2 separate regions of the Mus musculus genome follow, and region 1 is linked to region 2. Evidence: chromatin loops called from intact Hi-C (ENCODE). Cell type or tissue: left cerebral cortex. All regions are shown on one strand. Links, peaks and the distances in the headings refer to the core of each region. The heading gives the core; the rest is flanking DNA.

The links. Peaks named below come from ENCODE experiments on the same cell type or tissue, not always from the same donor. Only the 100,000 strongest peaks of a DNase experiment are listed, where the experiment ranks them.
Region 1: a loop joins it to region 2, with 3 times the contacts of the local background. A loop is called at or near these places in 1 of 42 quality-filtered maps.

The regions. Positions count from the first base shown.
Region 1 is chr8:21,989,953-21,994,344 of GRCm38, reverse strand. It overlaps a transcript of Atp7b not described here. Among named protein-coding and RNA genes, the nearest start is that of Ccdc70, 22 kb to the right of the region's middle. In left cerebral cortex, for the core only: CTCF peaks have their summits at 224 and 1,962; a DNase peak (open chromatin) is centred at 1,949.
Region 2 is chr8:22,190,286-22,194,627 of GRCm38, reverse strand. Vps36 (vacuolar protein sorting 36) reads right to left here and starts at 1,795. Exons shown (of 14, transcript NM_027338.2): 1 at 1,662-1,795. The coding sequence starts at 1,757. In left cerebral cortex, for the core only: CTCF peaks have their summits at 1,618 and 1,850 (motif pointing left); DNase peaks (open chromatin) are centred at 1,475 and 1,802; H3K4me3 peaks cover 1,296 bases; H3K27ac peaks cover 1,179 bases.

The DNA.
Region 1 (4,392 bases), core at 178-4,177, 200 kb after region 2:
ATACTATCTAGGCAGTGAGGACCAGGCTCATCAGGACCACAAGCCTAGCTCAGCCCCCCTGGAGAGCTCCAACCAGATCTCTCCTATACTAAGAGCTCCCATAACACCTGGAGTTAGGCAGCACACATGGGCCGTGTAAGCCTAAGGCTCCTTCAGACGAGTCTGTTCTCTGCCTGGTGTAGCTGGCATCCTTGGTACTGGAACTGCCTGCCCTCTATCTTCTGAGGGTAGAATTAGTGCCTTGGGTCTGATGCTCTGGCTCCTGCATATCTGCCCGCCTAAAGGTGGCGCCCTGGTTTGCAGCCCAATGCAAGAGCTACCCAGCATCCCTATTTACTCTGAAAAGAATGCCATCCTGCTTAGAGCCACACCTACAGACTCACATGTGCCGCTCTCAACCAGCTGGAGAGATACCTCAGAGCCTGACCATAGTTCATTTTCCTATGGGGTCCAGGTCCTTGCCTCTCAGGGCACCCTATACAGCCATGCCATAACCTGTAGTGTATAAAGCACTGTTCCCTGGGAGGTGTATGCATAAGGGCACACCCCTGTCACTCAGTGGGGTCCAGTGAAGTTTGTCACAAATGCTTAGTGTGTGTGCCTGGGGGGAGTTTTCCCACCAGAAGAGAGTGAAGTTCTCAATAGAGAGCTGTCTGCTGCTGAGGAGACATCTAAAGGAGGGACACCCACAGCGCCCTCCCCCCTCCCCAGTGAAAATGTTCCTGTTGTCAGCTATGACTATGTGATTGGAGTGGCTTCAGAGGGCAGGGATGGGGCCAGCTTAACTGAGCGAGTGGCTGAGCCACCCGGAACAGACTAGCAGAAATGGGTTACTCTCATTTGTGACATTAAAAGAAAAAAAGCCACAAAACTCCTTTATAGGATGTCACTTATTGGCCATGGCAGTGTTAGTCTTTTTTTTTTTTTTTTTTTTTGTAGGTTTCTCACCTCTTTTCCCCACAAAAATAGCACCGTAACTACCTACCGTCTACGACTGAAAACAAGAAAACAGGGTCCGAGGGCCTCGGTGTCTTCCCAGGAACTCACAGCCAATGTGCCGTTCAGAGGGTTCCGAAGGCCTTTCTGTAATTCCGCTGCTGCCTTACAGTATCAGTTTGCTCGGTGAGAGTAAACTGGACGAGGGTCCTTTTGTTGCTGCACGAGCAAACGCGACAGGAGCTGGATGAGTTGCATCAGGTTAGGATGCAGTGGTCACGAGGTTACTACCCATCACTTGGGATGGCTGCTTTGGGTTTTGCACCTTAGCGGTGCTTGCTGAGCTTTATCTTCTAAAACCCGGGAGTATAGGGATCTATTGCGCTCTTGGTATCCGCAACCCTTCCACTCCCTCTCCAGCGACCTCCTCCCACTGACGTCATCTACTCGGTCTATAGTTCTGTTCTTACAGAATAAGTCTTGTTTTGGAATAAGGTAATCATTTTCTAAAGAATCTAATTGTATTGATTTTTAAACCTTCTGAGAATGTAAGCATCATGTTCACATGTAGACATGAAAATATTTATATAATTGTACAAATAAATAACTTTTTAGATGTTCAAAGAGTCAGGTTTTTTTTCTTTTTTTTAATGGCCAGAGAACAATTCCCTCTTCAAAACTTTCCATGAAGCACGAGGATAAAGTTGTATCTTTTCATCCAGGAGTTGCCTGTGGCTTGCTTATTCTGTCTGTATGGCTCATGTTACCGGATTGCTGGGGACTTCTTTGGAGGGACAGAGAATGATAGGATTCTAGCAGTGGGGACACGAGGTGGTGGGAACCCTCTTGCCTTGCCCTGGTCTGAACCACTCTGCTGAGTCTAGAGTAGTATTAGTATTAGAGTAGTATTAGTCTAGGTAGCATTAGGACCGCAGAGAAGGAAGCCTTTGCTGAAGTCGCTGCCTCAAGCTCTGACTGTGCCCAGAACCTCACTGCTTGGTCTCTAGCACACCCTAGAGGACTTTACAGTCAGGGCATGAGGTCTCCACAGACCGTTGTGGAAGGAGTGTCGGTGCTCCTGTGGGGAGGATTTAGCAAGCATCCCTGAAAGGTTTCTCAGGCATCTGGCTGAATCCGAGCATCTTCTCTTGCTCCTGGTAAACTGAAGAATTAAGATGGGATTACCTCTATAAGAAATGACTGATAATTCTAATTTTCAGTGGCATCTGGAAATTGGCATGTTAAAAACAGATATCTAAACTATTGAGCTAGTTTAATAAAGAACTTGGATTAATAAAGGTGACTTTCACCTGAAAGGTTACTTGATTAAAGGATTTGGGGAGATTAGGGGCTTTAAAAACCCATGTAGGGGGCTGGAGTAGTAGGTTCAATCCCCTGTACAAATAAAATAAAATAGGATTACCTAAGACAAATTCTGTAATGTACATAAAGTCCCTGAATTATAAAAGGCTCATTTGCATACACCCATAATTCCACCTTTCCTTGGAGCACATACACAGAGGAATAGAGTAAGTGGCCTACTGGTCCTTTTTTTCCCTTTTCAGGTGTGTGTGTAAACTGCTTGGCATTGGTGGAGAAGGAACTGCTCTGCTGAAGTTTCACACTGGGCTTGCACAAGGCTGGAAGCACCATTGTTTGGGGTTACTGCATGGAGAGAGAGGTCTGCTGTCTGCCCTTGTTCTTCATATAAAGACAGTGACCACAGCTGAGGTTACAGAGTAGAATGTAAGAAGGTTACATAATACTGAGAAATCCCAGAGTTGCTTTTTTTTTCCTATTCAAAAAGATGAACAAAAATGTAAAAGCATCCGTTCAAACATTTCAAAATGAAATAAGATTGATGGAAATTTAACATTTTTTTCTCTGGGGTAGAAATGGCTATTATATTATATCAGCATAAGGAAAAATGAACCAAGAGGGTATAACTTGGTAGACCTCTTGACTAACATGTGCAAGATCCCTGGTTTGAGCCCAGTGCCAATAAAACTGTTTAACTGTTTGTCTTAGTTAGGATTTTATTGCTGTGAACAGATACCATGACCAAGGCAAGTCTTATAAAGGACAACATTTAATTGGGGCTGGCTACAGGTTCAGAGGTTCAGTCCATTATCATCAAGGTGGGAAGCATGGCAGCATCCAGTCAGGCATGGTGCAGGAGGAGCTGAGAGTTCGACATCTTCCATCTGAAGGCTGTTAGGAGAATACTGGCTTCTAGGCAACTAGGAATAGGGTCTTAAAGCTCTTGCCCACAATGACATACCTACTCCAACAGAGCCACACCTTCTAATAGTGCCACTCCCTGGGCCAAGCATATACAGACCATAACATTCCACTCCCTGGCCCCATAGGCTTCTTCAAACACACAAGTCTATGGGGGCCATATATAGACATAGCTTAATAAAAAGGTACATGTAGTCCGACTTCCAAAATCCCCATAGACTATAGCAGTATCAGCAATATTAAAAGTCCAAAGTTAAAAGTCCCTTCTGGAGCTAGGGGAAGGCCTGAAGAAGCTGAAGGGGATTGCAATCTCATAGAAGAACAATATCAACTAACCAGACCACCCAGAGCTCCCAGAGACTAAACCATCAACCAAAGAGTACACATGGAGAGATCCATGGCTCCAGTTACATATGTAGCTGTGGGTGGCCTTTTCTCACATCAATGGGAGGGGAGGCCCTTGGTCCTGTGGTGGCTTGATGCTAGCAAAGGGGGATGCTAGAACAGTGAGGCAGGAGTGGGTGAGTGGGTGGAGGGGCACCCTCATAGAGGCGGAGGGGAGAGGGAAGAGGGGAGATGGGATGGGAGGTTTGTGAAGGGGTAACTTGGAAAAATTTGAAATGTAAATGAATAAAATATTAACTAAAAATGTCTCTTCTGACATTCATCCAAGCACTTAACTGTAACCTGGGAAGCAAGACAGGAAACCAGCTGGGCAAACTCCAAAGTCTGCATCTCCATGTCTGATGTCAAAGCAGTCTTCAGATCTCCAACTCCTTTTTCATCTTTGTTGACAGCAACAAACTTCTTTCTCCTGGGCTGCTTCTTCCACTCCCTGTTAGCAGCTTTCCTCAGCAAATATCCTTTGGCTCTGGCATCTCAAATATCTTTGAGCCTCCAAGGCAAACTTCAAAGTTTTAGCTTCTTGTTTCAATGTCTGGGATCCACATATGATCTTCTGGGCTCTTTCAAAGGGCTGGTGTCACTTCTCCAGCTCTGCCCTCTGTAGCACTCTAGGCTCAGGTTGATCCACTCCACTGTGCTGTTGTTCTTGGTGATCATCCCATTGTACTGGCATCTCCAATACACTGGGGTCTTCCACTGCAGCTAGGCTTCACCAATAGCCTCTCACAGGCTCTCTGTATGGTGCCAAGCCTCAAATCCTTTGCATGACCCTTTCAGTTTTGGGCTGTCAACTGCAACTGAAGCTGCACC
Region 2 (4,342 bases), core at 1-4,000:
AGGACAGCCAGGGCTACATATAAGGACCCTGTCTCAAAATGGGGAGGAGGGCGGCTGGAGAGATGGCTCAGCAGTCACAAGCATTTGCTTCCTGGTCGAGGACCCAGCAGAGCACATGGCAACTCACAACAATCTTTAACTCCAACTCCAGGGGGGTCTGATACCTCTGGCCTAGGCTGACAGCTGCTCTTACAGACCCACATGTTAGGCACATAATTAAAAACGAGGAAAATGTTTAAAAATAAAAAGACGTCATGCTCAAGTACTTCTAGCATGTAATTTGGCCTAACTTTAAGTGTCTCAGCCAATCTGACTTACACAAAACCAAACAACCGAATTTAAGAATCTCTTTTTTGTTAATTAGTAAAAATTCACATTTCCAAAACAAATGTTAACTTGAAAGTGCACGATGGCCGCTCAGTGGTGGGGCACTCTTTTAATCCCAGCACTTGGGAGGCAGAGGCAGGCGGATTTCTGAGTTCGAGGCCAGCCCGTTCCACAGAGTGAGTTCCAGGACAGTCGGGCCTATACAGAGAAACCCTATAGAAAGAAAGAGAGAGAGAGAGAGAGAGAGAGAGAGAGAGAGAGAGAGAAGAAAGAAAGAAAGAAAGAAAGACAGAAAGAAAGAGGAGAAAGTGCACGATGTGCCCGTAGATCACACAGTTCTAAGAACCATTGCATTTTTCCTCTAGAAATCAAAGCTTAGGCTATACATTTAAAGCTCAAGCCAGAGTCTGTACCACTGCTGTGTCAAGGAGCAAGGGGGAATGTGAAAGGCTGTTGCTGTAGTGAAGAGATTGCTCAATCGTTCCCTTTTGGGGTCTCCCGTGGATTATTATCTCAACCTGACAGACCAGTTAGGCTGGTTTTTACTTGCTACTCAAACCCAGAACAGTCTAAGTTTACTTAAAAAGTAAATCAAACTTTACTGAAGCAGTCTCGGATAAGAGCTTGCCTCGAAAACAATAGGAAAATACCCTAAGTCAGAGCGGACCTGGGTTAGCTGTAAGCACTGACTAGGTGTATCAAACTCCAGAGCGAGGGAGGTTTCATTTCCACCACAGCGAGGAAGACAGAATGCCTCAAGTGAAAACTGGAGACTAAAAGTGCTTTTGGGGACGCGAGCTCTTTTGCCACTCCTGATTTCAGGTCGTACATTTAATTCAGGACAAGATGGCATGTGGTTTCCAGGCACAGAATACATGAATTCGTTGTTTTTCTCTTATCCTTCGCGAGCCCGGCTCTTAAGATTTAAGCTTGCATTCCAAGGCAAGGGCTCACTGCATGACTTCCTAGAACAGAACACGAAGCCTCAAGCCCACTTCCTAAAGTAATTACAAAGCAAGCAGAAAACCCCATGGGGCTGGACCCTGCTGCCTCCTTCGGAAATCCTTCCGGGCGAGGGACCCCGGCTCAGCCCAGAACAAATCATCACCGGTCCAGCAGGAGGGTGGGGACGGCGTTCCGGTGGCGCGCTCGCTCGCCACAAGGCGGAACTGTACCGTCCCGGGCTGCGACCCGCCGAGACCTCCGCTCGCCCGCGCCCCGGCTCCGCTGTCCACCGTGCGGCTGGAGCGGCGGGCCGAGGCCGGTAGCCCCAGGGCCGAGGGTGAGGCCCTGCCCAGCACGAGGGCCGCGGGTCGGCGCGGCCTCCTCCCTACCTTCTCCTCGCCGTCGTAGACGCGCACCCCGCGCTGCTGGATAACCAGGGTCTCGTTGATCTCCAGGAGGCCGCTGGTCCACACGAAGCGGTCCATGGCCGCCACCCGGCCGGCTTCTGCCGCTCGCCGGTGCTCCCGGGCTGCGAGCGGCGCTCCCTGGTGGCCGGCGGGGGTGGGGCGCCCCGACACGGACAGGCGGCGCCCCCTGGCGGCTGCCACTCGCGTGCACATTTGCTCCCCTGTCACTGCCAAACTTGTTGACATGCTTGTTAAAAGCTGTAAATAAGGACTTTTTTTTTATTTCTTCCCAAATAAGTGTTGACAGCAGAGGTTGTGTTTAATATATCTGTAACCAGCATATTATGTAATACACTCTTCTCCGGTTTTTGTTTTAGTCTAATTTTTATTACATTCTGTTTATTTTATGAGGGTTTGTGTGCGTCGGGAACATGCAAGGGCTAGCCTGTGGGAGTCAGAGGATGTTTAATGAGAGCTGCTCCTTTGACCGTGTGGATCTTGGGAGATCAAACTTAGGTTATGAGGCTTAGCAGCAGGCTCCCTTACCAGCTGAACCACCTCACCCACCTACCCACCCACCTTTAAAAAATGACCAATAGCTCCAGATAGATGGAGGTGACATGGAAATAAAGCACCAAACATGCATTTAATGCGACAGATATACATGAAGGCAATATACCCATACACATAAAAAATAATTTTCTTTTTTGTATTAATCATTTTATTCATTTACATTGGAAATTATATTCCCCCGTCCCAGTTACACGTCCACAACCCCTCATCCCATCTCCCCTTCTCCTCCGTCCCCTTTGCCTCTATGAGGGTGCTCCTCCACCCACTCACCTACTCCTGCCTACACTGGAGCATCAAACCTCCGCAGGACCAGGGGCCTCCCCTCCTATTGATGTCAGATAAGGCCATCATCTGCTACATATGGTTTACAATGGTTGGCTGAGAGCATCCCCCTCTGTATTTGTCAGGCTCTGGCAGAGCCTCTCAGGAGACAGTTATATCAGGCTTCTGTCAGCAAGCACTTCTTGGCATCCACAATAGTGTCTGGGTTTGGTAACTGTATATGGGATGGATTCCCAGGTGGGGCAGTCTCTGGATGGTCTTTCCTTCACTCTCTGCTTCACACTTTGTCTCTGTAACTCCTTCCATGGATATTTTGTTCCCCCTTCTAAGAAGGATTGAAGTATCCACACTTTGGTCTTCCTTCTTCTTGAGCTTCATGTGGTCTGTGAATTGTATCTTGGGTATTCTGAGCTTTTGGGCTAATATCCAGTTATCAGTGACTGCATACCACGTGTGTTCTTTTGTGGGTTACCTCATTCAGGATGATATTTTCTAGTTCTGTTTGCCTAAGAATTTCATGAAGTCATTATTTTTAATAGCTGAATAGTACTTCATTGTGTAAATATACCACATTTTCTGTATCCATTCCTCTGTTGAAGGACATCTGGGTTCTTTCCAGCTTCTGGCTGTTATAAATAAGGCAGCTGTGAACATAAAGGAACATGTGTCCTTGTTATATGTTGGAACATCTTTTGGGTATATGCCCAGGAGTGGTATAGCTGGGTCTTCAGGTAGAACTATTTCCAATTTTCTCAGGAACCACCAGATTGATTTCCAAAGTGGTTTTATCAGCTTGCAATCCTAACAGCAATGGATGAGTTTCTCTTTCTCTACATCCTTGCCAGCATCTGCTGTCACCTGAGTTTTCTTTTTTTTTTTTTTTTTTTTTTTTTTTTTTTTTTTTAGACAGGGTTTCTCTGTGTAGCTCTGGCTGTCCTGGAACTCACTTTGTAGACCAGGCTGGCCTCAAACTCAGAAATCTGCCTGTCTCTGCCTCCCGAGTGCTGGGATTAAAGGCGTGAGCCACCACGCCCGGTTTGAGTTTTCAATCTTAGCCATTCTGATTTGTGTGAGGTGGAATCTCTCAAATTCATCTGGAATAACAAAAAAACTCAGGATATCAAAAACAATTCTTAACAATAAAAGAACTTCTGTGGGGATCACCATCCCTGACCTCAAGCTGCATTACAGAGTAATAGTGATAAAAACTTCATGGTATTGGTAGAGTGACAGGCGGGTAGATCAATGGAATAGAAAATGGAATAGAATTGAAGACTCAGAAATAAACCCACACACCTATGGTCACTTGATCTTTGACATAGAAGCCAAAACCATCCAATGGAAAAAAAGACAGCATTTTCCACAAATAGTGCTGGTTCAGGTGGCAGTCAACATGTAGAAGGATGCAAACTGATCCATTCTCATCTCCCTGTACAAAGCTCAAGTCCATGTAGATCAAGGACCTCCACATAAAACCAGATACACTGAATCTAATAGAAGAGAAAGTGGGGAGAACCTTAAATACACCTACACAGGGGAAAATTTCTTGGACACCAATGGCTTAGACTCTAAAAATTGACAAATGGGATCTTATAAACTTGAAAAGGCAAAGGACAATAACAATAGGACAAAATGGTAACCCACAGATTGGAAAAAGATCTTTACCAACCCTACATCTGATAGAAGGCTAATAACCAAACTACACAAAGAACTCAAGAAGTTAGACTCCAGAGAACTAAATAACCCTATTTAAAAATAGGCTACAAAGCTAAACAAAGAATTCTCAACTGAGGAATCTCTAATGTCTG